2 separate regions of the Homo sapiens genome follow, and region 1 is linked to region 2. Evidence: read pairs that join two places in POLR2A ChIA-PET (ENCODE). Cell type or tissue: OCI-LY7. All regions are shown on one strand. Each heading gives the region's core, and the rest is flanking DNA. Links, peaks and the distances in the headings are about the cores only. Region 1 has its middle 23 kb from the start of MIR34AHG. Region 2 overlaps SLC25A33 (solute carrier family 25 member 33).

The links. Peaks named below come from ENCODE experiments on the same cell type or tissue, not always from the same donor. Only the 100,000 strongest peaks of a DNase experiment are listed, where the experiment ranks them.
Region 1: POLR2A ChIA-PET joins it to region 2 with 6 read pairs; 3 of 35 experiments call an interaction of 5 or more read pairs at or near these places.

What each region holds. Positions count from the first base shown.
Region 1 is chr1:9,197,161-9,212,602 of GRCh38, forward strand. No RefSeq gene overlaps it. Among named protein-coding and RNA genes, the nearest start is that of MIR34AHG, 23 kb to the left of the region's middle. RefSeq lists an enhancer at 867-1,387. In OCI-LY7, for the core only: no CTCF peak of the experiment used is centred there; no DNase peak of the experiment used is centred there.
Region 2 is chr1:9,551,610-9,567,051 of GRCh38, forward strand. It overlaps SLC25A33 (solute carrier family 25 member 33), which reads left to right. Exons shown (of 7, transcript NM_032315.3): 2 at 2,017-2,196. Among named protein-coding and RNA genes, the nearest start is that of SLC25A33, 20 kb to the left of the region's middle. RefSeq lists a silencer at 3,808-4,008. In OCI-LY7, for the core only: a CTCF peak has its summit at 7,239; DNase peaks (open chromatin) are centred at 6,202, 7,202 and 8,292; H3K4me3 peaks cover 2,573 bases; H3K27ac peaks cover 3,676 bases.

The DNA of each region.
Region 1 (15,442 bases), core at 3,955-8,954, 360 kb before region 2:
AAAAGGAAAATGGGATCTGATCTTTAATCAGAACTGCTGAGAATGAGAAGCGCAGAGCAAACTACCGACTGCATTGGGTGAAAAGTGAAAATGGTCGGTGGGGAGGTGCCACGGTCAGGATCTGAGGCGCTAGGATCTTGCCAGTGCCTTGGCGCCTTTCTCTGCAGTCCCCGGCCTGCCTCCCTTCTGCTCCCTCTCTTCCGGAGTCTGGTGCTGCCAATTTGCCAGGTGAGCCCCGCCAGCGTCCCATTGCCGGTTCTCGTGGCCCTCACCTTTTCCTTATACCTTCATCCCTGCAGGAGTCGCAGGACCTCAGCTGGCCAGTTGGCTCTGCCTGGAAGGTGCAGGTCTTGTCCTTGTCAGGGAGACTGGCAGCCGCAATGCTGTGCCTGTCCCAGGCTGAGCAAGAGGCTCCTGGTGTCGATTCTGGAGCAGCCACAGGCCTCAGCAGGCCCCCAAAAGTGATGACATCAGCACAGTACTGCACCAGCTCTGAGGGCCCCACTGCCCCTGCCATCTCCTCCTCCTCTCCCTCTCCAGTCTCCCTCTCCTCCCAGCACAGTGCAGCCTCCAAGGGCAGCCTCCACGGTGGAGATGCTCAAGCTAAAGCATGGGGACAGGAAAAAGCAACCACCAGGGTGGAGGGTCTCCCAGGGGAAGCACAAGGTCTGGGACAATGAGAGGCATCAGTCACCGAACCATCTCACAACTCGAACAACCCCAGAAGAGCGGGCTGGAGAGTGCAATGTGACATCACTTCCCATCTTGCTGGGAGACAGGGCTTTTGCCAAGAACGGGCCCCTGGGGATTCATCGGGCGACATTTTCATGCCACTGGCATAAATAAAGACTTGTACCAAAGGCTGCCATTCTGGGCAGAAGGTGCTGTCTAGACCCCCTTAGGGCTGCCCTCTCTGGCCCCAGGCCCCTGGCTCCTACCACCTAAGCCCATCACATCACCCAGGAGGGTCGGCAGCTGCTGGCCCCCACCCACATTCGCTGGCTTGGTTTTACTCTGCAGGGGAAGCTGGACTTCCTCCACATCCAAGTTCAACTACATGACATCAGGAACACAGCCTTTCTCCCGACACCTTCGAGCCTCTATTTGTCTCCAGTAGCTGTCCCAGAAATCATGGGTGGGAGCATTCAAAAATGTGGTTCCAGAGGTCCCCTTGCCCTAGCCCAAAAGGCTGCCTGAGCTGGGGATCCCTTCCTTACCCCCCAATCCGAAAGGCAGCCTGGCCTTCCAAACTGGAGTCCGTGGTTCAGAGTAGGAGATCCACAGTCAGGGCCCGGGACACGGCTTCCCCTGGCTGGTCTCAAAGTCTTCCTAACCCTCCAGGGGTCCGTCCTGGTCTTCCACGGAGTTTCCCAAAAGCGCGCGCCACACTTGGTGGGCGCTCAGCCCCGAAGCGCCTGTGAACACCGCCCATCCCAGGACGCACGAAGCCAGTTGGTACGAGCACCTAGAAGCAGCACTCCCCATTTGTCATCCTTCCCACGGGGAAGGCTGCCTGCTGCTCCGAGCCCTCAACTCCAATGAAGTACAGTCGTCAAGAAACGGTGGTCTAAATAAAGCCGGAGACTCACTCACTGCACCAATCAGCACCGTGCGTCCGTCTGGATCTCGGCGCCGGCTGCGCGCAGCCGCCAGGAGGTGGCCGTCGGGACGCGAGCGCCGCCCGGAGCAGTGGTGCAGGGTCTCCGCATCGCCGGCTGCTGCTGCAGCCCCGCAGCGCTCAGCACTGCTGACTTGGCCCGGGCGGCGGGCAGGCGGGCAGGCGGGCGGGGAGGGCGGGGGAGGGCCTGCTGCAGCTTGGGTTCTAACTGCCCCTGCGCAAGGAGACCGGGAGAAGCTGGCTGCAAGGGCTGGGCTGGCCAAGGCTGGGGCAGTTGCAAAGGGTGGGAGCGCAGCAAGCGGAGAAATACCCCTGAGTCAGCACTGGTGCATTGGGAGGTGTCCCGGAGAGCCTGGCCCACGACATGGACAGGGTGTCCGAAACGTACGCCCCTCTGTATCACCCTCTAGTCATGCACCCCCATCTAATTCTGAAACCAACTCTAGCCTCATTTTTTCCCCTCCACGATGATGGGCTGTAATGCACCCTGCTCTGAGGCCTGGGGGGAATGGAAAGACAGAATTCTCTTTCAAGCCCAACCCAGGCCCGGGGAACCCCCTAGATGTTACTGTGGGGTCACAGACAAGGCCGTGGGGATTTGACACGTGGGCAGGGACAAGGGCAACCCCAAAGCTAGTGGATCTGACATGGGGGTGACTGGGTGGTGTGGTGGGCATCATTTCATTCACTGCAGTGGATTTGCTGCCTGGGAAATGCAACCCCCACCGTCCGAGGTCCGCTCCTGTCTTACTAGCTACTTAGCAGCCAGCTTCCCTGTTCTGCTCCCTGAGAGATGAAGGTGTCCCAGGCTAAGATCCCTCCATCACCTGCCCATCCCTGAGGGTCTCATGTCACCTCAGCGGCTGGCACCTCCTCTTCCCAAACACCCCGTGGTGGCTTTGGCCCAGACAGTGCCTGCCTGAGGGAAGGAGGCCTCTGGCCATATGAAGACCGTAGAGGCCAGGGCGGCCATCCCTTGTTCATTTCATCCTGTGTAGTTCCTTTCACAAGCCCCACTGGAGTCATCTGCTCTTCCCCGGGACCCATTTGTGAAGTTCCTGTCTCCCTTGACCTCCCCGTAGGGAACCAGAGACCAGTGGGCAGGGACAGAGTGCTGGGGGCCAACAGTGGCATTTGCTCTGCAGCCCTCAACCAGCAGGCCTCTCCCTTGGCTAATTCCAGGCAGGAAGGACACTCGTTTGTCATCCAGGCTGGGAAGGGAGACACCAGAAGAGAAAAGTGTGTCTGGGCAGGCCAGGTCTGTTCTCTCCCTCTCCCGGGTGGAGAGGTCACAGATACCTCCATCCCATGGATGAGGGCAAACTAAAAAGTCCAGAGACAAACAGCTGGTCCTCGCAGCTTCCAGGGTTGGGAGTCAGAGGCTGGGATGGGTTACGGTTCAGCCTGCTGCACAGGTGAGTCTCCATCCTTAGCATCCTGCCATGCTGACTTCAAAAGACCCTAGTGCGTGGGACCCCAATGACTCGTTTCGGTGTGCTGGGCTCAAAATCGTTCGTGGCCAAGCACGTTAGTCTGGAAAATTTAAGTTGCTGCAGATTGATGGACAGAAGGAGAGATGGTTTTCAATATACAGGGAATGTATTTTAAAATGGAGCAAGAGACAGGGCTGCAAGGAGGGAACGGGCACTTCGAAAGCAGCCAGTAGAAAGTCGCTCCTAATTCTGGGGGAGGGAATTGTGTTCAGCCTGCAGAGTGCTTTTCTAGTCCAGGCGATGATTTGGTCTAAGACTTCATTAAACATTTGTCTATGAGCCCAAATTTCCCCAAATGACTGAGGTGTTTGGTATGAGCACATTGCATGCCCCAGGGAGCTTCAACGCCAGCAGCTTCCTGCCACGGTACAGGCAGGTTCTCTAAGCACGAGCTTTCAATTCAGGCTCCTGTCTATAGCGAGAACCAGAACACAATGCAGGGACCCACAGGGGTCATGTGGCTCCACCAGCCTCAGCCGTTCCCAAAAGCCCAGCTGCTGTTTCAGGGGCTTGCCTGGATAACTTATATCTGAGAGGTTTGCTGCACATCCTTTGAGTGATTTATGGTGAGATCTAAAATTTCTTTGTAAAAAGATACCCTTTTGCTTTGGGAGGGATCACAAGGAGCTCAGCCCTCCAGTGCCCAGGACCACCTGGGCAGATGCCACTGTTGGCACTGTATAATGTCGCCCCCCATGCAGACCTGATCTGAGCTCTGCGTGTCAGGGAATGCCACTTCAGCAGTGCCAGCCTGGGAGCTCCTCCAGCCGGCACCTACTGAGGCAGCAAATGACTTTGGGGAGGCCCTTTGGCTGGGTGCATAGGAGTCTGGGTCCCAGAGACCATAGCTCACATGTCTCAGGCTGCTTATGTACTTCCCCAGAAAGAGCCACTGTCCCAAGTGTGCTTCCTGCTGCTTTTGTGCAGTCCCATCTAGACGAGCCCCTTATGGAGACCCCTCCTCTTCTGCCTGGCACCCAATGCTCCCATCATTCAACACCTGCTACCAACACAGAAGCAGTCCATCCCCTTCTTAAATGCTACAGCCTCTGCCCCGGCGGCCACTAATCATTCTATTCGAGTTTCCCTCCAGAGCTCATCTCAGTAAATCCGGAAGAAGAAAACCTCCATCCCCAGTGAACAAGACCATGAAGGCTGCGTCAGTGTTCCCAGGTTTCAAGCCAAGCTGGAGAAAGATCACAACAGAGACCAGACCCGCATTCTCCGGCCCAATTCCACATGGCTGAGAGAGCCAGCTAACCAGACGCAAACACACGCGGCAGGATGGCACGCGACTGAGGCAAGGAATAAGCCTCAACTCATCAGTAAGTCCACGGGGTCTCCGCCCCCAGCATGTGGGAGAGGGAAACTAGCCCAAAGTCAGCGTCCTGATTGTGCTTTGGATTTGCCCAGGGCTGAGCACTCCCTGGTCCGAGGTACCCAACAAGCTGACCTGAGAATGGGCTGCATCCCCTTCCCTCCCTCCTTCCCTCCTTCCCTCCTCCTCTCCTTCCTCCTCCTCCTCCTCCTCCTCCTCCTCCTCCTCCTCCAGCTGACTCCTTCTGCTGCTGCCTCTGCCGCTGCTGCCTCTGCCGCTGCTGCGGTCTGCAGTCACTTGAAGGAGAAAGATTTCGCAGTACGGCATTCTTAAAGCTGCAGTGTCCAAATTCTCCTTCAAACCCCACTGTCACCGACATCAGCCAACTTACCGGGGTCCTTCGCAGAGGGTAGGTGGGCAAGGAGATGGGGATGGGGGGCTTGGAGAAGTCAGACAGGTGGGAACCAGACGCTCAGACTCTGGCAAGGGTAAAGAGGAGAAGCAGGCTGTACCGTGAGAGCCTCTGCAGTTAAACCAGGTTTCTGGGACTGCAGCGGGACTGCAATGGAGTAGTTTTTTTTTTTAATCGTAAAACCTCCACCAAAATCTTCTCCACAAACTTATACTCTTTGTAGCTTAATTAAAATACAAGGTGCAAACATAAAACCAACATGAGAAAGAAACCCAATCTTTAAAAAAAAAAAGAATTCAAACAGCAATTTAAAAAATTATTCCTAAAAATTTACTCCTGTGAGCAACTGACTCAGCTCTCCCCACAGTGCTGTGCCGGTAAGCCAACGGGGAAGGACCTGGATGGAGTTCTTAGCGCCCAGAGTTTCTGCAAAGTGCAGGCAGAGGACTCCGGCTTCTTAGGGGAGAAAGCTTTTTAAAACCCAAAGGAAAGGGGATCTTTCTGCTGGCTATCCAAGGAGCGTGTCAATGAGCTGATCTAGCATCCAGAAACCAACACACCCCTCCCTGAAAGTTACCTCTCTCCTCTGCTCAGCTGCTGCCGTCCTGCCTGGATGCTGGCAAGTTCAGACTGCTTCGGGAGAGGCAGGACCCGAAATAAGAAGTGTCAGCTGGGTCCCTGCACCCAAATGGTGCCGGGAGTCAATGCTGCAGGAGGCAGGGATGGTCTCCCCCACCATGCACCCGCCCCCCGCCGGTTGAATTTAAACCCCTGACACTGCAAGATGCTCACTCCTATAGAGACACCTCTCCGCGGAGCCTCCTCCCTCCCCCACGCTCTCACACAACTAGGTCCAAAGCTTTGCCCCACCTCCCAGATTTGTTCACCTGAAGATGCTTTTCTTGAAAAAACAAAACAAAACAAAAACAAAAACAGAAGATTGAGACTCTGCAGAGTCTTTAATCCTTAATTCTGGAGAAGGCGGGACTTGTTCAAAAGTTTGAGAATTGCAGCCTGATGCCCAGGAAGGAGCAGAGGTGATGAGCCGACAGTCTGCTTTGCACCAGACAAGTTGACACCGTTGCTTTATCAAGAAGGGCAGAGGTAGACCCGGGGTGAAGAGAAGAGGAAAATTCCTCTCCATCCACTGGCAAATTCTCAACCGTTTGGGAAATCTCTATTTTTGTTTTCCTTCAAGAAAACCCCATTTAAAAAATTGTCAGGCACATGAAATGTTCAAGATTGCCACTAAGTGTCAATTTTGTCCTGACACGTCTGTGATTCTTAAAATTCCCGTTCCTGCTTCTGTGAAAGTTAATAGTCTTTAAGATTGAGGTAGGGATTTAATTGAGAAAATTCCAGGAGAGAGAAGCACTTTAAATGCAGATATGGTTAAGATAGCGCATTCTAATATAACCCACAAGGGGTTAGGCAGAATAGATATACTGAGAGGTAGAAGGTGGTCAGGAATGTAGGTATTTCCAGGTTTTGAGTTTATCACAAACTCAGAGCCCAAGAAAGGAAAATAAAGGAGGAAGTGTGTGTGTGTGTGTGTGTGTGTGTGTTTGAGCGGGGAGACTAAAACTCCCCTTCTAAATAAACTGTTCAGAAAGACCAATTGCATCAATTCCATGTACATTTCATTACTGAAGTAAGACCAGGAGTGTGTGACTTGTTTCTAAACGGAGTGAGAGGGGAGGCTCTGCTGCCCGCATCCTGCTTGGGACACAGCCACACTGCTGCAGTGCACCACAACCAACGTGGGCACAGTGTTTTGCGGCTGCCCTCACCCGCCCTCCCTCGAGGACTTTGGCACACAGGTGAGGCTGTGCAGCCTGCGCTGTGCTGGCGGACAGAGACGAGGGCCAGCCTCGATCAGGCTGTCTTCCTTCTCCTCCTCCTGGCTGCACCCAGGCTGAGGTGGGGGAAGACCACAGACTCATGGGGTGTCATAGTGGGGAAGGCACCCCACAGAGCATGTAACCCAGTCCTTCCATTTCATGAATGGAAGAATGGAAAGGTGAGAAACGGCTGGGCCTTAGTCACCCAAGGTCACCTAGCCTGTGGGATGCAGCGCCTGGATTAGAATTTGGGTCTTCAGATTCTTTGTCCTATGATTTTCTCACTGTACCTGTCATTGCACCCTCTTGGGCAAGTGGTCGGCCTCTACCGCTTCCTCACGTGACCTTGACAATCACTTCTCTGCTCTGTGACTCAGTTTCCTCTCCATAGATGATGTGATAGATGATATGCAGACCAAAGCCAAAGAATTTCAACTCTGAAACCGGGAAAAATACCAAGTTGTCTTCTTGCAGCCAGAGGCAGAGAACAGGCACAGGGTTGAAGTCCAAAGCAAGCGTTTCTTTAGTCTCCTCCAATTTTGAAACCCAGAATGTCATCTGCATTCATTTCCCTGGCTGCCGTAACAACTGACCACAAGCTTGGTGGCTTAAAACAACAGAAATGTATTCTCTTACAGTTCTGGAGGCCAAAAGTCCAAACTCAAGGTATGCGCAGGGTTGGTTCCTTCTGGAGGATCAGAGGGAGAATCTGTCCCAGGCCTCTCTCCAGCTTCTGGGAGTGGCCAGCAATCCTTGGTGTTCCTTGGCTTGTACACACATCACTCCAGTCCCTGTGTTTGTCTTCCCCTCTGTGTGTCTTCTTCCCATAAAGACACTTGTCACTGGATTTAGGGCCCATCTTACTGCAGGATGATCTCATCTCCAGATCCTTAATTACATCTACAAAGACCCTTTTTCCAAATAAAGTCACATTCACAACTTCTAGCGGGACATTTCTTTCTGGGGCCATCTTTCAATCCACGACATCAACCAGTAAAAATTTTCATATGAGAACTGTCTCATGTGAAAACAGCAGTGAAATGTGATGGCCACCGACCCCATCTCAATTTTTTTTTCTTTTTTTTTGAGACGGAGTCTTGCTCTGTCGCCCAGGCTGGAGTGCAGTGGCGCGATCTCGGCTCACGGCAAGCTCCCCATCGAGGGTTCACGCCATTCTCCTGACTCAGCCTCCCGAGTAGCTGGGACTACAGGCACCCGCCACCACGCCCGGCTAATTGTTTTGTATTTTTAGTAGAGACGGGATTTCACCATGTTAGCCAGGATGGTCTCAATCTCCTGACCTCGTGATCCACCCGACTTGGCCTCCCAAAGTTCTGGGATTACAGGCATGAGCCACCGCGCCTGGCCCCCACCCATCTCAATTTTTTGAAGGGTTATAATATGGACTCCTTTGGTTATAAGAAGTTAATAGCTACATCTATAGAATGCTTGGTCTTTTTTTTTTTTTTTTTTTTGGAGACGGAGTTTCGTTCTTGTCGCCCAGGCTGGAGTGCAATGGCGTGATCTCGTTCACTGCAACCTCTGCCTCTCGGGTTCAAGTGATTCTCCTGCCTCAGCCTCCCGAGTATCTGGGATTATGGGCATGCACCACCACGCCTGGCTAATTTTGTATTTTTAGTAGAGACAGTGTTTCTCCATGTTGGTCAGGCTGGTCTCGAACTCCCGACCTCAGGTGATCCGCCCGCCTCAGCCTCCCAAAGTGCTGGGATTACAGGCATGAGCCACTGCACCAGGCCTCGCGCTTGGTCTTTTATAGTTTTTTTTTTTTTCATTTGTGTTGACATTTGATTCTCATACAACCCTCTCAAGGCAGGTGTTATCAGGATCACCCCCATTTTACAGTTGAGGAAACTGAGGCACAAGGAGGTTTGGGTCACATAGCTAGTAGGTGGCAGGATTTAGGCCATCTGGCTCCAGAATGTGTGCCCTTCTCCATGCTTCTGCTTAATCATGCCAGGGCTGCAGATTCTTCTCCGTCTCCACTTTACGCCATTGATTTTCTATCCAACCCAGGTCTCTGATTTGTGTCTCTTGCTGATATTTATTGGGCATTTTTGGATGAGTGCTCTGTACTGATCTAACTTTGGGCATCCTCCTTTGCTGTCTTTACCAGAGACGGTCTCTACTGCCTTTGCATACACAGGGGAAACTCACCAAACTTACTCGTGTGGATCAGCACAGGAAGTCATCCTAAGAATGGGGAATGGCGGGCATGGTGGCTCATGCCTGCAATTCCAGCACTTTGGGAGGCTGAGGTGGGAGAATCCCTTGAGGCCAGGAGTTAGAGACCAGCCTGGCCAACACTGCGAGACTCCCATCTCCAGGAAAAAAAAAAGAAAAAGAATGGAGGAAACTTGTTGTTGCACATCTAACTTGGCCAGAGTGACTAACAAAATGTCTCTTGGGGCAATAATTAATGGAAATGAGCATTCATTTTTAAATCAAAAAGAAAAAAGAAACTGAAGGACACTGGCAGCCTTTTGGACACTGTCAAGGTTGCAGGTCTTTGCTTTTGACCGCCCCTTTCCCAGCCATGTTTTGTCAAACTTGATGATCCTTTCCCTTTCTTCAAGAGCTAATTCTAACATATGTTTGATTTCTTCTTAGCCCCTAAGTCCTCACAGCTTTGGCATGCAAATACCCCTGTCAACTTAGGTCTTGATTTTCAAAAATGCATGCAGTCTAATTCCTGTTTGCACCTCCAGTCGTGGCGATGAGAAGTTTGCACACACAGGGGTGGAAGGCAGATACAGCTACATTCTTTTCCTTGGCTCCCTTTTGTGGGGTTAATATGCAACAATCCCACTGTCTCTTTTATTTTCAGTAACAGCAGGAGAAAACTAGGTTAAACCTAGGGAAACTGTTCTGTCTGGAAGTTGTTCTAAAATATTACCTCTAAAGTTAATCGCACAGTCTTTCCCTATTTTTTTTTTTTTTTTTTTTTTTGAGATGGAGTTTTGCTCTTGTTGCCCAGGCTAGAGTGCAATGGTGCGATCTCAGCTCACTGCAACCTCCGCCTCCCGGGTTCAAGCAATTCTCCTGCCTCAGCCTCCTGAGTAGCTGGGATTACAGGCATGCACCACCATGGCTGGCTAATTTTGTATTTTTAGTGGAGATGGGGTTTCTCCATGTTGGTCAGGCTGGTCTCAAACTCCCAACTTCAGATAATCCGCCCGCCTCAGCCTCCCAAAGCGCTGGGATTCCAGGCATGAGCCACTGCATGGCCGTCTTTCCCTTTTAAGGATGAGGCAGAACCCCTAAATGGCCGGAAATGGTGCTGCCTGGAGAAGAGGGCTGGCCAAGATAAACTCAAGATCGCCATTCTATTCAGGAGAGTCCCCATGTCTTAAATCATAAAAAGTCCCCTGACCTCTGGATGGTAAAACATCTGGACTGGAGACAGTTGCATGCATCATAGTGACTCTTCTTTCCGGATGAGTAAAGCCTTCTCTGATGACCTCAATGTGCTTGGCCTCTTCTCCACCAACACAAAACCACAGTTCACAGGGAGGGGAACAAGATGGCGGCTTTCATTATCAATAGAAGATGAAGGTTTTCCCTGCCTTGAATCTCTTATATAGCTCATGTTGATAACTGCACTGCATGGAGTTCATTCTGCTCCAAGCAATGCCATGTGAGGCTATGAAGATCACAAAGTCAAACGTAGGTCATGATTCGTAAACTCCCTTCCACCCAAAGCAGTCGTGTTCTTTCTTCCTCTTGCTTCTGCATCCTCAGCCATGGGCTGGCAACCTCCCATCCACCCAATCTGGCTCTTGGGATATTTAGCAAACCCATAAATGTTCAAATATCAGGTGGGCCAGCTTATATATGCACACTGTGGGTTTTCTGACTTGTTCATTTCATACGCGTTTGTGGAGTGCCTACTATGTGCAGAGCAGGGGAGAGATTCAAATTCAGTCCACGCTGATTGAAGTCTTTGCTGGCTTCTCCTTTTCCCTGAATGAAACTAAAGTTTTGCTTGCACCGCATAGATCGTTCCTGTGTCTTTGCTAAGATGCTGGGGGGTAACTGACTTCTGTGGAGATTCTTCTCAAAGGAGTCTTGTTTAACAGAAGAATGAAGACACTAACTACAAAGGAATGAAGGATGCATTTTCAGATCCTGCAGCCAAATGAAAAATATTTCCATTGCATGGAAGCCTTCCTGGGGTCCCTGACATGCATAGGATGTCATGTCATGACATGAGCCATGAACATCTCTGCACATGGAGCCCACATCCCTTGGTCTAGCCCCAAACGTCCCCTTATCAGAGTCCTTCCTTCAAGACAGCACCCCAGCTCCTTCTCACCCCATCCCTCGCTCAGCCTTTTTTCTCTTCCAAGCATGTGTGTCGGCACCTGGCATTATACTTATTTGTTTATTCTTTTTTTGAGATGGAGTCTTGCTCTGTCACGCAGGCTGGAGTGAGGCGGCACGATCTCGGCTCACTGCAACCTCCACCTTCTGGGTTCAAGCGATTCTCCTGCCTCAGCCTCCCGAGTAGCTGGGATTACAGGTGTATGCCACCATGCTTGGCTAATTTTTTGTATTTTTAGTTTCACCATGTTGGCCAGGCTGGTCTTGAACTCCTGACCTCAAGTGATTCACCCTCCTCGGTCTCCAAAAGTGCTGGGATTACAGACATGAGCCACCACGCCCCGCCTGTTTATTCTTTATTGCTTATAATTGTTAAAATAACAGTAATTATTGCCCGGCACAGTGGCTCATGCCTGTAATGCACTTTGGGAGACCGAGGGGGGCGGATCACCTGAAGTTGGGAGTTTGAGACCAGCCTGACCAACATGGAGAAACCCCATCTCTACTAAAAATACAAAATTAGCTGGGCGTGGTGGGGCATACCTGTAATCCCAGCTACTCGGGAAACTGAGGCGGGAGAATCGCTTGAACCCGGAAGGCGGAGGTTGCAGTGAGCCGAGATTGTGCCATAGCACTCCAGCCTGGGCAATAAGAGCAAAACTCCATCTCAAGAAACAAAAACAAACAAAAAAACCCCACAATAATTATTTTATTATTGTTATTATTGTTTAAATATTTAGTTATGATTATTTAAGGAATTTATTATTATTTGCCTCCCTGCATGAGAACACAATGGTCCCCCAGGCAGAGAAGTCGGCTGTCTCTTCCCCGCGTCGTCCCAGCACTAGGACAGTGCCCAGAATGCAGTCGGACTCCGTAAACATTTGTAAATGAAGGAAGGAAGACATACGTTCCCTTTCTTCTCCATCTGTGCCTGGTGGAATAGTTCACCAATTCCAGGCAACCCTATGGTCTGCACCACTGGGGGGACTTCCTTTTTTTTTTTTTTTGGAAACAGAGTCTCACTCTGTGTCCCAGGCTGGAGGACCGGGGCGCGATCTCGGCTCACTGCAACCTCTGCTTCCTGGGCTCAAGTGATACATGTGCCTCGGCCTTCTGAGTAGCTGGAATTACAGGCACCTGCCACTACACCCGGAAAATTTTTGTATTATCTGTAGAGAAAGAGTTTCGCCATGTTGGCCAGGTTGGTCTCGAACTCCTGGCCTCAAGCAATCTGCCTTCTTTGGCCTCCAAAGTGCTGGGATTACAGGCGTGAGCCACTGTGCCCGGCCCACTGGGGGACTTCTAATTCCCCCCTAAGTGACAGTTGGCCTCCCACAGCCCGCATGACAGCTCCCCAGACCACGGCCCACAGAAGTTGCTGCTGCCGTTCCCAACACGCAGGCTGGGTGGATGGGCTGACTTGGGCAGCCCACCCCTCTGCAATTCTACCCCCTTCAGAGCTGCCCCTTGTCTTAGAATAAAGCGCAGACCCCTCCCCAAGGCCATGGGGCTAAGAGGTCCAATTGCTGCCCGCTGTCCTCTGCCCACAGCCTCCTCTGGGCCCCCTTCTCCTTCACTTGCTCGGCTCCAGCAAGTCGAGCTTCCTTTGGTTTCTTCACAAGGTCCACCTGGCCCCTTGTCCCCTCCAGGTGTCAACCCAGCGCTCCCTCCTCAGACAGGCACCATCTGATGTCTTCTCTAGAAGCCATCTCTGCTCCCCACCCCGCTTCCCAGCCAGTCCCTGTCCGCCGCATCTGCTGTGTGTGTGTCTCTGGCTTCTCTAACAATGCATGTGTGCCTCTGCCAGCCACAGCCCTGTAGGCCAGGCATGGTGGCTCACGCCAGTAATCCCAATACTTTGGAAGGCTGAGCTGAGAGGGTTGCTTGAGCTCAGGAGTTCAAAACCAGCCTGGGCAACATAGTGAGACTCTGTCTCTATTAAAAAAAAAAAAAAATTAAAATGGCCGGGCGCGGTGGCTCACGCCTGTAATCCCTGCACTTTGGGAGGCTGAGGCAGGCAGATCACCTGAGGTCTGAAGTTCGAGACCAGCCTGACTAACACGGAGAAACCCCGTCTCTACTAAAATACAAAAAAGTTAGCCAGGCATGGTGGCGCATGCCTGTAATCCCAGCTACTTGGGAGGCTGAGGCAGCAGAATCACTTGAACACAGGAGGTGGAGGTTGCGGTGAGCTGAGATTACGCCATTGCACTCCAGCCTGGTCAACAAGAGTGAAGCTCCATCTCAAAAAAAAAATTAAAAAATCATCCGGGCATGGTGGTGTGTGCCTATGGTCCCAGCTACTCGGGAGCCTGAGGTGGGAGAATTGCTTGAGCCCAGGAGGTGGAGACTGCAGTGAATCATGACTGTGCCACTACACTCCAGCCTGGGTGATAGAGCAAGAAGACCCTGTCTCCAAAAAAAAAAAAGAAAAAAGAAACAGCACCGTAAGGGTAGGGCCTCCTCAGCTTCCCTCATCAATGAACAACCTGTGCCCAGGAGAGCACCTGGCATCAATAAACAACAGTAATATCTGCTGGATATGGGGATGAATGACCGCTCCAGGTACTTGGCCTGTGGCTGTCTTTCCACCACCTTCTGTATGAGTCTCCCAGGACCACTGTAACAAAGTTCCACAGACTGGGGGGGCTGGAACACCAGAAACTCATTTCCTCACAGCTCTGGAGGCCGGAAAGCCAAGTTAAGGTGTGAGCAGGGCTGGTTTCTCCTGAGGCCTCTCCGTGGTTTGCAGACACCACCTTCTCCCTGTGTCCTCACAGGGCCTTCCCTCTGTGTATGCCTGTGTCCCAATCGCCTCTTCTTATGAGGACAGCAGTCCGACTGGATTAGGGCTCACCCTAACGACCTTATTTTCACTCAGTGACCTCTTTAAAGACCCTACCTCCAAGTAGAGTCATTTGGAGGTACTGGGGGTTAGGGCTTCAATATTGAATTATGGCTTCAATATACGAATATTGAGGTAACACAATAAATGAATTTGGGGGCTTCAGTATATGAATTTGGGGCTTCAATATATGAATTTGGGGGGACACAATTCAGCTCCTAACAAGCCCCATGCAATCCACTTAGGAAGGAGGGAAGGAAGGAAGGAAGGAAGCCCCCACCGCCTCCCCGTCTTGGGCTGGCTGGGACCACACTCTTCCGCTGGCCTCGGATTTCAGGGCCCAGCTCTCAGCCTCCCTCCCACCCCTTCCTCCCAGGGACCTCAACCTCCCTGTTGCTCATGTTGTACTCATTGAGACCTCTCCTTAGATCCTGTTTATGCAGCCTGGTATCCTGTTGCTAAGCCCACCGCAGGTCAATTGCTCCCATTGGTTCAGTGCTTACTAAGGGCCAAGCGCTGCCTGGCCATATTCTCCACATTAAACATATTTAACCCTCACGTAACCCACAAGGCAGCTCTGACTCTCCCTCCTGTTACATGGGAGGAAACCCAAGCTCAGACAGGTCAAATGACTCAACCGAGGTCACAGAGCGGAAAGCGGGGGACCCAGAGTCCACCCGGGCTTCAGCTCCAGGCACGAGCTCTGAGCACTGCTCAACCACAGACTACCAGGGCATGTCACAAGTGGGGAGGGGGCAACAGGCAGGCTGGCACCCTTCGAGCCTCAGCACATGAGGCAATTGGTAAACTAACGACCAAGGAAGAGACAGGAACATAATAAAGAGCAGAATACAAATATAAGAATGAAAAACATGGCAATCTGGGTCCTTTTCATATAAGGACTAAGCGTTGTATATACCTTAATAGGCTCCATATACATCACTGCCACAGGACTGTAGGACACCGCAGAAAAGGAGTCTGTTCAGTTAGGGCTGGCCGATGTAGCGAATATTATTATAGGACTCCCAGTTAAATTCAAATTTCATAAACACTGATTTTTTTTAGTGCAAGTATGAAATATTTGGTACATGCTTTTACTAAGAATTTATTTGTTGTTTATCTAAAATTCCAATTTAGGCCGGGCACAGTGGCTCACGCCTGTAATCCTAGCACTTTGGGAGGCCAAGGCAGGTGGATCACTTGAAGTCAGGAGTTTGAGACCAGCCTGGCCAACATGGTGAAACCCCATCTCTACTAAAAATATAAAAATTAGCTGGGCATGGTGGCATGTGCCTGTGATCCCAGCTACTCGGGAGGCTGAGGTAAGAGAGTCGCTTGAATCTGGGAGGCGGTGGTTGCAGTGAGCCGAGATCGCATCACTGCACTCCAGCCTGGGTGACAGAGTGAGACTCTGTCTCAAAAAAAAAAAAAAAAAAAAATTTAACTGCGTACCTTGTGTGCTAAAGGGTCATTTAGGCATGGCACATTTTATTTTAGCCATTTTGGAAGGATGTCTCTGTAAAATGCATGCCATGCTCTCTTGCTTACTGAAATCCAATGCCCACTTTACG
Region 2 (15,442 bases), core at 5,016-10,015:
TTTTATGCCAGGTGCCTGCTACGCTCTAGTTGCAAGAATGTACAAACAGCTTTTCTCCAAGGAGCTCCCAGTCTAATGAGAAAGACTTTTTTTTTTCAAATACTTAGAAACCTTGGAAGACATTTTCGTTGAAATCTCAATTGAATAATTCCTTTGCTTAGTAAACACTGTTTAGGAACTTGTTGAGCCCTGATGCCAGGGATGGAAAGATAAGTAAGGCCCCAGGTCTGAATCTTGAGGAACTCATCAGATTATAGAGCGATGTTTTCCAGAGTGAGGCCTGTGTCATTGGTAGGCATGGGTGAGGATGTGTCTATGGCCCTTGACATTGTTAATTATAACTAGCCCATCGAACATGTTATTTCATTGGTAGAATTGTTTAAGAGATGATGGAAGTAGGTATTTTAGGATAAATAAGTGAGTTGCCTTGAAGAAAAATATTTAAATAGTAATTCAGGTAATATCTCGATATGAATATAAGGGTAATACTCAAATGATTGGCTTAGGGGAACCCTGATCCAGAGAGACAGTGTGAGTAATGAAAACACAGGATTAACTGATTAGTTGTGAATGAGGGAAACACAAGGACTTCATTGTTGAAGGTGATTAATCAGATTTTTTTTTTTAAGACAGTCTTGCTCTGTCACCCAGGCTGGAGTGCAGTGACACAATCTTGGCTCACTGCAACCTCTGCCTCCTGCATTCAAGCTATTCTCCTGCCTCAGCCTCCCCAGTAGCTGGAATTACAGGCATTACAGGCATGTGCCACTACACCTGGCTAATTTTTGTATTTTTTTTTTTTAGTAGAGATTGGGTTTCACCCTGTTGGCCAGGCTGGTCTCGAACTCCTGGCCTCAAGTAATCCACCTGCCTCAGCCTCCCAGAGTGGTAGTATTACAAGTGTGAGCCACAGTGCCTGGCCGAAAGTAATTAATCAAATTTTAAGAAGGGTCTGTATTGGAGTAAATATTGATTTTCAAAATAGTATCTTCACCTGAATGAACTATTTTGTTTGAATGTGCAGAAATACTTTTCTAGAGTATTCATTGCAGCATGGTAGTGAAATTGGAAATTACATGAATGTCCAACAGTAGGAAATTGGTTAATATCTTATCAATCGATAAGGCAGAGATAGTATGAAGCCATTGGAAATGATGAAGCAGGTGCATAATTTGCCATAAAAGGGCACTCAGAATACCTAGATACTGGGAAGGGGTTAGGTGAAAATGCCAAGAATGGAAAGCCCCAAAGGATGTGCTAACGTGGGAATAGTAGTTACCCTTTAGCTCTGGGATTTCAACTTTTTTTTTTTTTTTTTTTTTTTTTGAGATGGAGTCTTGCTCTGTTGCCCAGGCTGGAGTGCAATGGCAAGATCTCCGCTCACTGCAACCTCTGCCTCAGCCTCCTGAGTAGCTGGGATTACAGGCATGCACCACCATGCCCGGCTAATTTTTGTATTTTTAGTAGAGATGGGGTTTTGCCTTGTTGGCCTGGCTGGTCTCGAACTCCTGACCTCAGGTGATCCACCTGCCTCGGCCTCCCAAAGTGCTGAGGTTCAACTAATTTTATTAACCTTTATTGTGTTCTAGTTTTGTTTTTTTTTTTTTTTTTTTTTTTTGGGTTTTTTTTTTGTTTGAGACGGAGTCTTGCTCTGTCACTCAGGCTGGAGTGCAGTGGCACAATCGGCTCACTGCAGCCTCTGCCTCCTGGGTTCACGCCATTCTCCTGCCTCAGCCTCCCGAGTAGCTGGGACTACAGGCGCCTGCCACCACGCCCAGCTAATTTTTTTCTTTTTTTGTATTTTTAGTAGAGACAGGGTTTCACTGTGTTAGCCAGGATGGTCTCGATCTGCTGACCTCGTGATCCACCCACCTCAGCCTCCCAAAGTGCTGGGATTACAGGCGTGAGCCACCGCGCCCGGCACGTTCTAGTTTTAAAGAGAGAAAAGCTAAGCTTAGCATTCCATTGTGTAGGGAATAGTATAGCTTCTCTGATCTGCTTTGGTTTCCCTTACAGGTGTGGAGGCACAGTTGGTGCTATTTTCACTTGTCCACTAGAAGTCATTAAGACACGGTTGCAGTCTTCAAGATTAGCTCTCCGGACAGTCTACTATCCTCAGGTTCATCTGGGGACCATTAGTGGAGCTGGAATGGTGAGACCAACATCCGTGACACCTGGACTCTTTCAGGTTCTGAAGTAAGTTCAGTCTTGTCTGCTCCTGCCACCTGCACACCCTGTACCGCCACTGTCAACAGAGAATGTTCATCAAGCTTATCAAATGTGATGTTCTGTTTGCATAGCCTTGGTCCTAACTTAAGAATTAGATTTCTTTACCAATACCTTTGAGCTCTGACCTTGCTCCCCTGGCAGCGGGGGGTCCCAGTGTACATGTGACCATCATCCAGGGCAGTTAAAGTAAACCTAGCAAAGCAAACCAAAAATCCACGTGTAAATTGTTGCATCACATCATTGCTCTTGCTCAAAGCTTTTGAGGGAAATGAAGATAAGAGGTGATAGAGTAAAATTTTAAAAATTGCACAACAGAAGAGTTGTGAATATTTTATTTTATTTTATTTATTTACTTTTTTTGAGACAGAAGAATCTCGCTCTGTCACCCAAGCTGGAGTGCAATGGTGCGATCTTGGCTCGCTGCAGGTGATCTGCCCACCTTGGCCTCCCAAAGTGCTGGTATTACAGGCGTGAGCCACCGCTCCCAGCCGTGAATATTTTTAAAAGAAACAAAATGTTTGTTTGTTTGTTTGTTTTTGAGCTGGAGTTTTGCTCTCGTTGCCCAAACTGGAGTGCAATGGCACAATCTCAGCTCACCGCAACCTCTGCCTCCTGGATTCAAGCGATTCTCCTGCCTCAGCCTCCTGAGTAGCTGGGATTACAGACATGCGCCACCATGCCCGGCTAATTTTGTATTTTTCATAGAGATGGAGTTTCTCCATGTTGGCCAGGCTGGTCCCAAACTCCCAACCTCAGGTGATCCGCCTGCCTCAGCCTCCCAAAGTGCTGGGATTACAGGCGTGAGCCACCACACCAGCTTTTTTTTTGCTTTTTATTGGGAAATATTTTTAAATGTGTAGAAAAGTTATGTTTAATAAAATGGGCTTTAAAATTTGTTTTATACCTGAGCTACCTGCCCATTTTATTATTTTTACTGTAGAAAAAATAATTCATTTGCTTATAAAGTAGCCAAATATTCTTAAGTCAAATTTGGCTTATCAGTCTATGCATAAGGTAAAATCAAATTCAGAAGAGAACTGATTGAATATCTGATTTTTAGCTCAGGACCTTGTACTTTGAGATGCTCTATAATTAATAGTTGAATTTAACTGAGCATGATATTCAAATCTTTGAAACTGATTCTTGGGCAAGAGTATGTTCAAGAAAGACATTCATCAAGAAAGCTATCAGTGTAGAGATTTATTTGGGAAATGTTAGAAAAAGAAGTAATAAAATGGAGATGCTCTGTTTTAAAAACAACGCATTTAGCACTTTTTTTTTTTTTTTTTTTTTTTTTGAGATGGAGTCTCACTCTGTCGCCCAGGCTGGAGTGCAGTGGTGCGATCTCCACTTACTGCAAGCTCCGCCTCCTGGGTTCACGCCATTCTCCTGCCTCAGCCTCCTGAGTAGCTGGGACTGCAGGTGCCCGCCATCACACCCAGCTAATTTTTTTGTATTTTTAGTAGAGACGGGGTTTCACCATGTTAGCCAGGATGGTCTCGATTTCCTGACCTCGTGATCCGCCCACCTTGACCTCCCAAAGTGTTGGGATTACAGGCGTGAGCCACCGCACCCAGCCACATTTAGCACTTTTAGGCACAATTTAGATAAGGCAGGATGAGTTGGAGAGTGCTTAGTTTATTTTTAGGTATGTTTTATTTGTAAAACCCAACTATGAGTCACTGGGGCATTCATGCCAAATGTGTGCAAAGGTACATCTGAGCTTACTGAGCGAAACTGAACAGCAAGACCAGATGCCAGGGACAAGTGAGAGCATCAGAAGCCCAGCGAGGGAACAGGGAGATTGGTGTCCAAGACTCCAGGAGAAATTGGGGTTTTTGTTTGTTTGTTTGTTTTCTTTTTTGAGACAGATTCTCACTCTGTCACCCAAGCTGGAGTGCAGTGGTACGATCTCTGCTCACTGAGACCTCTGCCTCCTCGGTTCAAGCGATTCTTCTGCCTCAGCTTCCCGAGTAGCTGGGATCACAGGCATGCACCACGATGCCTGGCTAATTTTTGTATTTTTGGTAGAGACAGAGTTTTACCATGTTGGCCAGGCTGGCCTTGAACTCCTGACCTCAGGAGATCTGCCTGCCTTGGCCTCCCGAAGTACTGGGATTATGGGCATGAGCCACTGTGTCTGGGTGAGAATCAGGTTTTTAAATTAAATGCTAAGAAAAGGAGTGGAGACACTGGGCAGGAAAGTTGGGGGTGGGTACAGGAGGGACAGAAGCACAGAGATGTGGAGGGACACTTTGCTCTCAGGACAGATCCGAGTCCATGGCCCCCATCAAGATGGGACTGTGAGAACACTCCTCCTGCTTTGCCTTTTCACATGCTTAGGCGGTGCCAGTGTCCCGGGTGACACCTTTCTTCTAAGGAACATGCAGTGCTTTGGACATAAGGAAACTGAAGACAGGTAATGTTACTTCAGTAACATTCAAAATGAATTTCCTCTTGCCAAATAATCATGACTAGTGAATTTGGATTTACTGTAACTGGGGAACTGTTACCCAAAAGTGTGGGTGTCAATAGGGCCAACCTGGAAGGTAAATGGGAATGTTTCTCCATTTTAGGTTTTACAGGATATGTGGGTTGAGTGTCCCTTATCTGAAATGCTTGGGACCAGAAGCAATGCAGATTTCGGATTTTGGAATATTTGCTTCATCATACCAGTTCAGCATCCCCAGTCCAGAAATACAAAATGCTCCAATGGGCATTTCTTTCAGCATCATGTTGTCACTCAAAAAGTTTCTGATTTTAGAACATTTTGGATTCTTATGGCTTTCTAATCTCCAGTAAATCCAGCCCCCCCCATAAGAGATTGTGTGTGTGTCTGTGTCTGTGTGTGTGTGTGTGTGTCTGTGTGTGTGTCTGTGTGTCTGTGTGTATCTGTTCCCTCCCCTCAATTAGGGCAATTGTTTAGTAAAATTTAAATCAAAGGAAAAAGGCCACTCCATGTTTTAATACAGGAACAACTTCCACACCACACAAAAGACAAACTATTTTCATTACAGTCCCACCGGCTTCATTGGTTAATACAGCCACAGCTACACAATAATGAGCCATCACTTATATATGAATACTTTAATTAATTAATTAATTTTGGGTTTTTTTGAGACAGAGTTTCACTCTTGTTGCCCAGGCTGGAGTGCAATGGCGTGATCTCGGCACAACCTCCGCCTCCCAGGTTCAAGCGATTCTCCTTCCTCAGCCTCCCAAGTAGCTGGGATTACAGGAATGTGCTACCACGCCCGGCTAATTTTGTATTTTTATTAGAGACAGGGATTCTCCATGTTGGTCAGGCGGGTCTCAAACTCCCAACCTCAGGTGATCTGCCCGCCTTGGCCTCCCAAAGTGCTGGGATTACAGGCGTGAGCCACTGTGCTCGGCATGAATACTTTTAAATCAGTTTATTTTATTGACATCAAAATATAAACAATGGCGTTAGTAAGTAAAATTTTAGTTATAATGTTTTGTCAGAAAGGTGTTTGTAAAGTGGCACTTTTCACCCAAGAGCTATTTTATTTAAGCTTTATTTCCTCAGCTTTATTATATATTTTTAAAATTCTGGGCTGGGCACGGTGGCTCATGCCTGTATTCCTAGCACTTTGAAGGGCCAATGCAAATGGATTGCTTGAGCTGAGCCCAGGAGTTTGAGACCAGCCTGGGCAATGTGGCGAAATCCCATCTCTACAAAAAATACAAAAAATTAGCCGGGCATGTTGGCGTGCACCTATAATCCCAGCTACTCAGGAGGCTGAACTTAGGAGTTGAATATAACTGAGCATGATATTCAGATCTCTCAAACGGATTCTTGGGCAAGAGTGTGTTCAAGACACATTTATCAGGAAAGCTACTTATCATTGTAAAAATGTATTTGGGAAATGTTAGAAAAAGACGTAATAAAATGCAGGTGCTCTATTGCAAAAACCACACATTTAGCACTTTTAGGCACAATTTACGTAAGACAGGATGTCCTTGAGCCCAGGAGATCAAGGCTGCAGTGAGCTGTGATTGTGCCACTGTACTCCAGCCTGGGCAATGGAATAAGACCCTGTGTCAAAAAAAAGAAAGATTCTCTCACACAACTATTTAATAACTTTCAAGTAAAGGACTACTTTTAAAAAATTGTGGGTACATAGTAGGTGTATACACTTACGAAGAAAACTCCTTTTACGTGGTAGTATTTCATTGATTTTGCACAACCTTAGCAGATGAGTACTCAGGCGTGACGTTACCTCTATTTTAGAGAAGAGGACATGCAGGTTAAGGGCTAAGTGACATGCCCAAAGTCATGTTCAATGTATATCCACCTTGCTTCTAAGAAAGACTTGAAGCCGCTAAAGTAAAGTAAGAAATGAACAAGCCCCAGACACAAGGCTGAGCCTCTGCTGCTTCTCCGCGAAGGCAGCAGCAGTTCCCAGCTCAGAGACTCCTAGGACTGCACCCTTCTGCCTCCGTGGCTATTGCTTCTGTTTCCTTTGCTGTGCTGCAGCCTTACAACCTCTGGCTGTTGGAGGGTCCAGGGCCCAGACCCTGGCCTTCTCTAGCTACTGCCACTCCTGTGGGCGCACTTAGTTTCATGGCTGTAAATACCATCTGTAAGCTGGCAGCCTTTCTGCTCTGAGCCTCACACGCTCCATCCGGCTGCCTGTTTGACAGCTTGGATGTTTATTAGCCATCCAAGAGTAACATGAGCAAAACAGAACTCCACAAAACCTACTGCTCCCAGAGTCTTCCCTGTCTCTGTTAGAGGCAGCTCCATCTTTCCAGCTACACAGATCTCAAGCTTCATAGTCATCCTTGGATCTTATTTCTCAGCCCTGCAGCAAATCCTATCAAGTCTACCTTCAAAATAAATACAGAATCTTACCCCTTCTCACTACTTCCTCCACCACTGTCCTGATGGAAGCCACCGTATCTCACCTATATTGGTGCATTCACTTCCTGACTGCTCTGGCTTGAAAGCTTGCTGCCCTCTACCCTCAGTCTGATCTCAGCAGAGCACCCAGAGAACCCTCTGCTCAGATCCTCTGCTCAGAGTTGCTGTCTCCCTCTGGGTAAGAGCTACAGCTATCCCTGTGGCCTACTAGGTTCTACACGATTCTCACCCTTCCCATTACTTCTGACTTTTCATCTCCTATTTTCCCCTTTGCCTCTCCAGCCTCCTTTTTGTTCCTTTAAAAGGCCAGGAACATTTCCCACCGCAGGGTGTTTGCAGTAGACATTGTCTGCACGGCTGACGTCCGCTGTCATCACCTTGCAGGAAGACCCTATAGTGACCATGCTATTTAAAAGCAAACTCTCCGCAACACTCCAGCCCGCCTTCCTGCTTTATATTTTTATCCGTAGCACTTACGTCCATCAACATACAGTGTAGTTTACTTATTTCTATTCTTTTCTCCCTCTTCACCACCCCCTCCAATGGGACTTCTTTGGAGGTAGTGACTTTGGTTTCTTTTAATTACTGAAATCGTCCCCAAGCATCGAGAATGTTGCCTGTCACATAGCAAGCATTCCATACAAATTGAATGCATGAGTTTTGGCATGTCAGGAAGATATTGCATATAAAGGGCTTAACACCCTCCCTCCGTGTAAATAATAAAAGCTGCTGTCATTATAATAGCTACTCTCTGCTTTTAAACACAAGGTTTTGTTTTTTTTTAACCTTAAAGTCTTTTATCTCTTAATAGAGGCAAAAAAAAAAGGTGGGGGGGAATATCCTATTACATAATTCTCATGTGAAGAAAGCATACTCTTCGGGGGAAATTTGTATCTTTTCCTGTTAATAAGTTCTAAAGGCAGAGTCTGTAACTCAGGACTTACATAAAAACAATATACCAACTTAGGAAGCTTTAGGGGGGCTTAACAGAGGGTGGCTCCTTTTCAGGCTGCTACCATGTGGGTTGAAGCCACCATCCTCTCTCACCTGGATTATTGTACAGCTTTCTGTTTCTTCATTAACCATCCCTAAGCTAACGGCGGTGACGATGGTTTACAGAGAGGGTCTTTATCTAGTAAGTGATCAAACAAGAACAAGGGTACAGGCTTTTGTCTTATCTACAAAGCCCGTGTTAGTTTCCTGTTGACATTTTTGGAAGACACTTTGTTATTCAAAAACCATACAAGGCTGGGCGCAGTGGCTCACCCTTGTAATCCCAGCACTTTGGGAGGCCAAGGCAGGTGGATCACCTTAGGTCAGGAGTTAGAGACCAACCTGGCCAACATGGCGAAACCTCGTCTCTACTAAAAATACAAAAACCAGCCGGACATGGCAGCACGTGCCTGTAATCCCAGCTTCTCGGGAGGGTGAGGCAAGAGAATCACTTGAACCTGGGAGGCGGAGGTTGCAGTGAGCCGAGATCACGCCACTGCCTTCCAGCCTGGGCAGCAGAGCGAGACTCCATCTCAAAAAAAAAAAAAAGAGAAAAGAAAAAAAACCCATGCAAATAACATGGTCATTCGTTTAAAAGTTGTCTGCTTGTGGCCGAGGCGGGCGGATCACGAGGTCAGGAGATAGAGACTATCCTGGCTAACACGGTGAAACCCTATCTCTACTAAAAATACAAAAAATTAGCCAGGTGTGGCGGTGGGCGCCTGTAATCCCGGCTACTCGGGAGGTTGAGGCAGGAGAATGGCATGAACCCCGGAGGCGGAGGTTGCAGTGAGCCGAGATCGTGCCACTGCACTCCTGTCTGGGTAACAGAGCAAGACTCCATCTCAAAAAAAAAGTTGTCTGCTTATTAATAGTCTTACTCATTTGGGGAATACTACTTTAAAAGACTTGTCAGAGAACAGAATTTGTTTATAGAAAGTTTATTTTCAAAATTCAGAGAAAAAAATATTCTCTATTCTGTTAAAGAAAAGTATTCTGTTAAAGAAAAAAATTCTCTATTGAAGAACCTATCTCGAACCTATCTTTTTTTTTTTAATAGTTACTTAAAAAGCAAAAAGGCAATATGTTAACAGATTCAGGTATCTGCTATTAAATGTGCCAGAGTAATAAATAGTATATGTATTTCAGGTATTTGCTTTTAAAAAAAATAAAAATCTTCTGGCTTAATATTTTCCAGCAAAGTTCTTACTATTTAAACTGCTGAGACACATTCTTTTTTTTTTTTTTTTTGAGGCAGAGTCTTGCTCTGTCGCCCAGGCTGGAGTGCAGTGGCACCATCTCTGCTCACTGCAACCTCTGTCTCCCGGATTCAAGCGATTCTCCTGCCTCAGCCTCCTGAGTAGCTGGGACCCGTCACCACGCCCGGCTAATTTTTTTTGTATTTTTAGTAGAGACGGGGTTTCAGCGGTATTAGCCAGGATGGACTCCATCTCCTGGCCTTGTGATCCGCCCGCTTCGGCCTCCCAAAGTGCTGGGATTACAGGCGTGAGCCACCGCGCGCAGCCCTCTTTTTGTTTTTTCAAGTGCCTTTTTCATTGAAAAGTAACGTGTTAGTGATCTCCTATCTTATCTTTTAGGAACCACAGTGTTCAGATGAGACATTTGTCTTGGATTAGTCTGTGCTATGCATATTATGATATAAAACAGTGAAGAGAATAAAATGCTCCAAACAAGACCCTGATTTTTTTTTTCCATTTTTTTCCTAAATGAAAGTTTGTGACTGTGGGAAAATGAGTCTGGATCCTTCTGGGCTTGATTTTGCAGCTGAAATGTACCATTTATAGTAGGATCTTAATTGTTCCAGAAAAGTTTTGTAAACATCAAGCTAGGTTAGAAGTTTGGATTATGTAACAGATTTGGCTTTTTGCCAACTGTTATTATGTGTAACTATGGAGACCGCCTTTCTTAAGTTCTTAACAGGCCTGAGTCACTTGAGGACACGAGTTCCCTACTGCATTATGGATGAGCGGCTTCAAGCTTCCTGGAGCCAGAGATTCCCTTAATTGTGTTTAAATGACTCCTGAAGCTGAACAGGGTACATTAATGGGGACCACAGAGAGGATCTAAACTTTACACAATTTCTTGATACACTTAGCGTTTGAAAATCTTGATTATGTGCTATATTATAAAGTATAGGCCACTTCAGGGTGTTACTTGAGAGAGGTTTTAGTTCAGACAGCTCGATCGTTTAAAAGAGCAATACTGCTTGAACCCTTAAAAGAGCAATACTGTTTGAACCCGGGAGGTGGAGGTTGCAGTGAGCCGAGATCATGCCACTGCACTCGCCTGGCGACAGAGCAAGACTCCGTCTCAAAAAAAAAAAAAAAGGGGCAATATTCGTGTTTCACGCCTGCAATCCCAGCACTTTGGGAGGCTGAGGTGGGCGGATCACCTGAAGTCAGGAGTTCAAGACCAGCCTGGCCAACATGGTGAAACCCCATCTCTACTAAAAATACAAAAATTAGCCAGGTATGGTGGTGTACACCTGTAATCCCAGCTATCCAGGAGGCTGAGGAAGGAGAATCACTTGAGCCTGGGAGGCGGAGGCTGCAGTGAGCCGAGATGCAGCCACTGCACTCCAGCCTGGCTGACAGAGCAAGACTCCATCTCAAAAAAAAAAAAAAAAAAATTAGCAGGACGTGGTGGCTGTTGTCTATAATCTCATCTACTCAGGAGGCTGAGGCAGCAGAATTGCTTGAACCCAGGAGGCAGAGGTTGTATGGGATCACTTAAAAGGGCCTGGGCTTAACACCTGTCAGTAAGGAAAATGATTTGATTAGAAAATAAGACTACTGTCTCTGCATAATATTTTTATGTAATTGAATTATATAAATGGGCCAGGCACAGTGGCTCATGCCTGTAATCTCAACACTTTGGGAGGCCGAGGTGGGCAGATCACTTGAGGTAGGGAGTTCGAAACCAACCTGACCAACATGGAGAAACCCTGTCTCTACTAAAAATACAAAATTAGCTGGGCGTAGTGGCGGGTGCCTGTAATCCCAGCTACTTGGAGACTGAGGCAGGAGAATCACTTGAACCTGGGAGGCAGAGGTTGTGGTGAGCCAAGATCGCGCCATTGCACTCCAGCCTGGGCAACAAGAGCAAAAACTCCGTTTCAAAAAAAAAAAAAAAATTATATAAATTGAACTAAGGTCTGACTTACTACTTTTTAAAATAATAGCTTTTTTTTTTTTTTTTTGAGGCAGAATCTCGCTCTGTCACCCAGGCTGGAGTGCAGTGGCGCAATCTCGGCTCACTGCAAGCTCCACCTCCTGGGTTCACGCCATTCTCCTGCTTCAGCCTCCCGAGTAGCTGGGACTACAGGCGCCCACTACCACGCCTGGCTAGTTTTTTTTGTTTGTATTTTTAGTAGAGATGGGGTTTCACTGTGTTAGCCAGGACGGTCTCGATCTCCTGACCTCGTGATCCGCCCGCCTCGGCCTCCCAGAGTGTTGGGATTACAGGCATGAGCCACCGCGCCCGGCCGATTCTTTAGTATTTCAACAAAAGATCATGCCATCTGTGAATAGACATAGTTTTACTTTTTTCTTTCCACTCTTTTTCATCTAATTGCTAGCCTACTACTAGCTCTTGAAGGTACAGATATTCTTTATTTTAAACATCCAAAAATTAGGAGAAGAGAAGCTAAGATTCAAAATTCTATTTACTTTATACATTCAGAGAATCTAGAGCATGAAAAGTTACATAGTGATCTGAGGAAGGAGAGCTGGAAATAGATGAAACTTTAACATTATCCAGTATGCTGTGGACCAGAATGTCAGCTGTACCTCTTTTGCACCAAAAACCAGCTTAATTTGGGAAACTTTCCCTGTGGAGAAAGTGGAAGAGGTAGAAATAGAATTGACAGGATTTACTTTACTATTAACTTTATAGGAACATCTTTTCCATAAAGTGAAAGACCTTTTCATCATACCTTCTGTGTGTTATAATGAAAGTAAAACATTCTATTAACTTTTTTTTTTTCCTTTCTGAGACAGAGTCCTGCTCTGTTGCCCGGGCTGGAGTACAGTGGCATGATCTGGGCTCACTGCAGCCTTTGCCTCCTGTGATCAAGTGATTTCTGGCTAGTTTTTGTATTTTTAGTAGAGACGGGGTTTCACCATGTTGCCAGGCTGGTCTTGAACCCCTGACCTCAAGTGATCCACCCGCTTCGGCCTCCCAATGTGCTAGGATTACAGATGTGAGCCACTGCTCCCAGCCATTCTATTAACTTTTGACTAGCATATGATTATTTGTGAGCTAGATCAACCTTAAGTGCTATCAAATGGATGGTACTACTAGTAAAGAGAAATCCTCCATAAGAAAAAGAGATTAAATTAGAGAAGACCATTATATAACAATGTAAATTCTACTGGATACCATGGAAATTGAACCATTGAAGAGAGTAAATTTAACCAACGTGAATAACTGTGTTGCTGCGGAAAAATGCCTCTAAAGAATGTTCCATACAATCCTTTCAGGATTTTCTAAGTCGCTTTTAATTGGAAACAATATTTAACTTTTTTGTGTGAAAAGCACATTGGCGAGGTTATAGAGAAATCGGAACCCCTTTTACATTGCAGGCGGGAATGTAAGGTGGTGTAACCACTATAGAAAACAGCCTAGTGGTTTCTCAAAAAATTAGGCATAGGATTACCGTGTGATCCAGCAATTCCACTTGGATTCCACAAAAGAATCCAAAGCAAGGACTCAAACAAATATTTGTACACCCATGTTTATAGCAGCACTACATATAATAGCCAAAACGTGGAAGCAACCCAAGTGTCCATCGATGGGTGAATGGATAATAAAATGTGGTATATACAGCAGTGGAATAATATTCAGCCTTTAAAAAAAAGGAAATTCTGGGTGGGCACAGTGGCTCATGCCTGTAATCCCAGCACTTAGTAAGGCCAAGGTGGGTGGATCACTTGAGGCCAGAAGTTCGAGACCAGCCTGGCCAACATGGTGACACCTCGTCTCTATTTAAAAAAAAAAAAAAATATATATATATATATATATATATATACACAAAAATTAGCTGAGCGTGGTGGCACTCACCTGTAATCCTAGCTACTGGGAAGGCTGAAGCACAAGAATTGCTTGAACTTAGGAGGTGAAGGTTGCTGTGAGCCGAGATCGTCCCACTGCACTCCAGCCTGGGTGATGGAGTAAGACCCTGTCTCAAAAAAGGAATAAAATAAAAAGAAGGAAATTGTGACACATGCTACAACATGGATGAACCTCAAAGACTGAGTGAAATAAGCCAGTCACAAAAAAAGATGTGACGCCACTGATAAGAGATACCTAGAGTTGTCAGATTAGAGACAGTAGAATGGTGACTGCCAGGGCCTGACGGGAGGGAGGGCTAGGGAGCTGGTGCTTAATGAGTGCAAAAGTTCAGTTTGAAAAGATGAAAAGGTTCTGGAGGTAGATGGTGGTGATGGTTGCACAACAGTGTGGATGTACTTAATGTCACTCAACTGTACACTTAAAAATGGTTACAATGTGGCTCTCGCCTGTAATCCCAGCACTTTGGGAGGCCTAGGTGGGTGGATCACGAGGTCAGGAGTTCAAGACCATCCTGGCTAACACAGTGAAACCCTGTGTCTACTAAAAATACAAAAAATTAGCTGGGCGTGGTGGTGGGTGCCTGTAGTCCCAGCTACTTGGTAGGCTGAGGCAGGAGAATGGCATGAACCTGGGAGGCGGAGCTTGCAGTGAGCTGAGATCATGCCACTGCACTCCAGCCTGGGCAACAGAGCGAGACTCTGTCTCAGAAAAAAAAAAGGTTACAATGGTAGATTTTCTATTATGTGTATGTCATCACAAAAAAAAAAGTTTAAAATTAAAGCAGTTGGCTGGGTGCATTGGCTCACGCCTATAATCCCAGCACTTTGGGAGGCCAAGGCAGGCGGATCATCAGGTCGGGAGATTGAGACCATCCTGGCTAATGCAGTGAAACCCCGTCTTTACTAAAAATACAAAAAATTAGCCGGGCGTGGTGGCGGGTGCCTGTAGTCCCAGCTGCTCGGGGGGCTGAGGCAGGAGAATGGTGTGAACCTGGGAGGCGGAGCTTGCAGTGAGCCAAGATTGCACCACTGCATTCCAGCCTGGGTGACAGAGTGAGACTCTGTCTCAAAAAAAAAAAAACAAAGAAAAGAAAATGAAAAACGAAAAGCAGTCACGGTATAATCTTTGGACTTGAGATACTAGGCTTTGGTTTTAAATAACCGTCATCCGTCCATGAAAATTATTAGTTTTCTATTCCTTAAATTCTGCCCTCCCCCGCCAACTTTTTTTTTGTTTTTAATTTTTGAGACAAGGGGTCTCTTTCTGTCGCTAAAGCTGGAGTGCAGTGGCATGATCATGGCTCACTGCAGCCTTGACCTCCCAGGCTAAGTGATCCTCTTACCTCAGCCTCCTGAGTAGCTGGGACCACAGGCACACACCACCACACCTGGCTAATATTTTTCATTTTTTGTATAGATGGGGTTTATACTGTGTTGCTCAGGCTGGTCTGGAACTCCTGGGTTCAAGTGATCCTCCTACCTGGACCTCCCAAAATGCTGGGATTACAGGTATGAGCACTGAGCTGGCTCTATTCTTTATATCCCTGTATAAGATTCTACTACATTAGGTAAAGATCTAGAAGATAGGATTGTTAGAAGCAGTAAATCCAAAAGAAATCTCTGAACCTGTTTCTCAGTGAATCTTATTATGATGAGGAAATTATTCCCTGTGTGGCACCCTCTGCCAGATACTCATCCTGCTTTCACAGGATTTCATTGTATAGTACAGACTCTGCACAGCTTCCTCCTGTGTTGGGCCGGGTGTGGTGGCTCATGCCTGTAATCCCAGCACTTTGTGAGGCTGAGGCGGGCAGATCACCTGAGGTGAGGAGTTCAAGACCAGCCTGACCAGCATGGAGAAACCCCATCTCTACTAAAAATATAAAGTTAGCTGAGCGTGGTGGTGCATGCCTTTAATCCCAGTTACTCGGGAGGCTGAGGTAGGAGAAACGCTTCAACCTGGGGGGCGGAAGTTGCAGTGAGCCGAGATCACGCCATTGCACTCCAGCCTGGGCAACAAGAGTGAAACTCCGTCTAAATAATAATAATAAATAAATAAAAATACAAAATTAGCTGGGTGTGGTGGTGAGTGCCTGTAATCCCAGCTACTTGGGAGGCTGAGGCAGGAGAATTGCTAGAACCCAGGAGGCAGAGGTTCCAGTGAGCCGAGATCATGTTACTGCACTCCAGCCTGGGCAACAGAGCGAGACTCCATCTCAAAAAGAAAAAAAAAAGGGAGAGA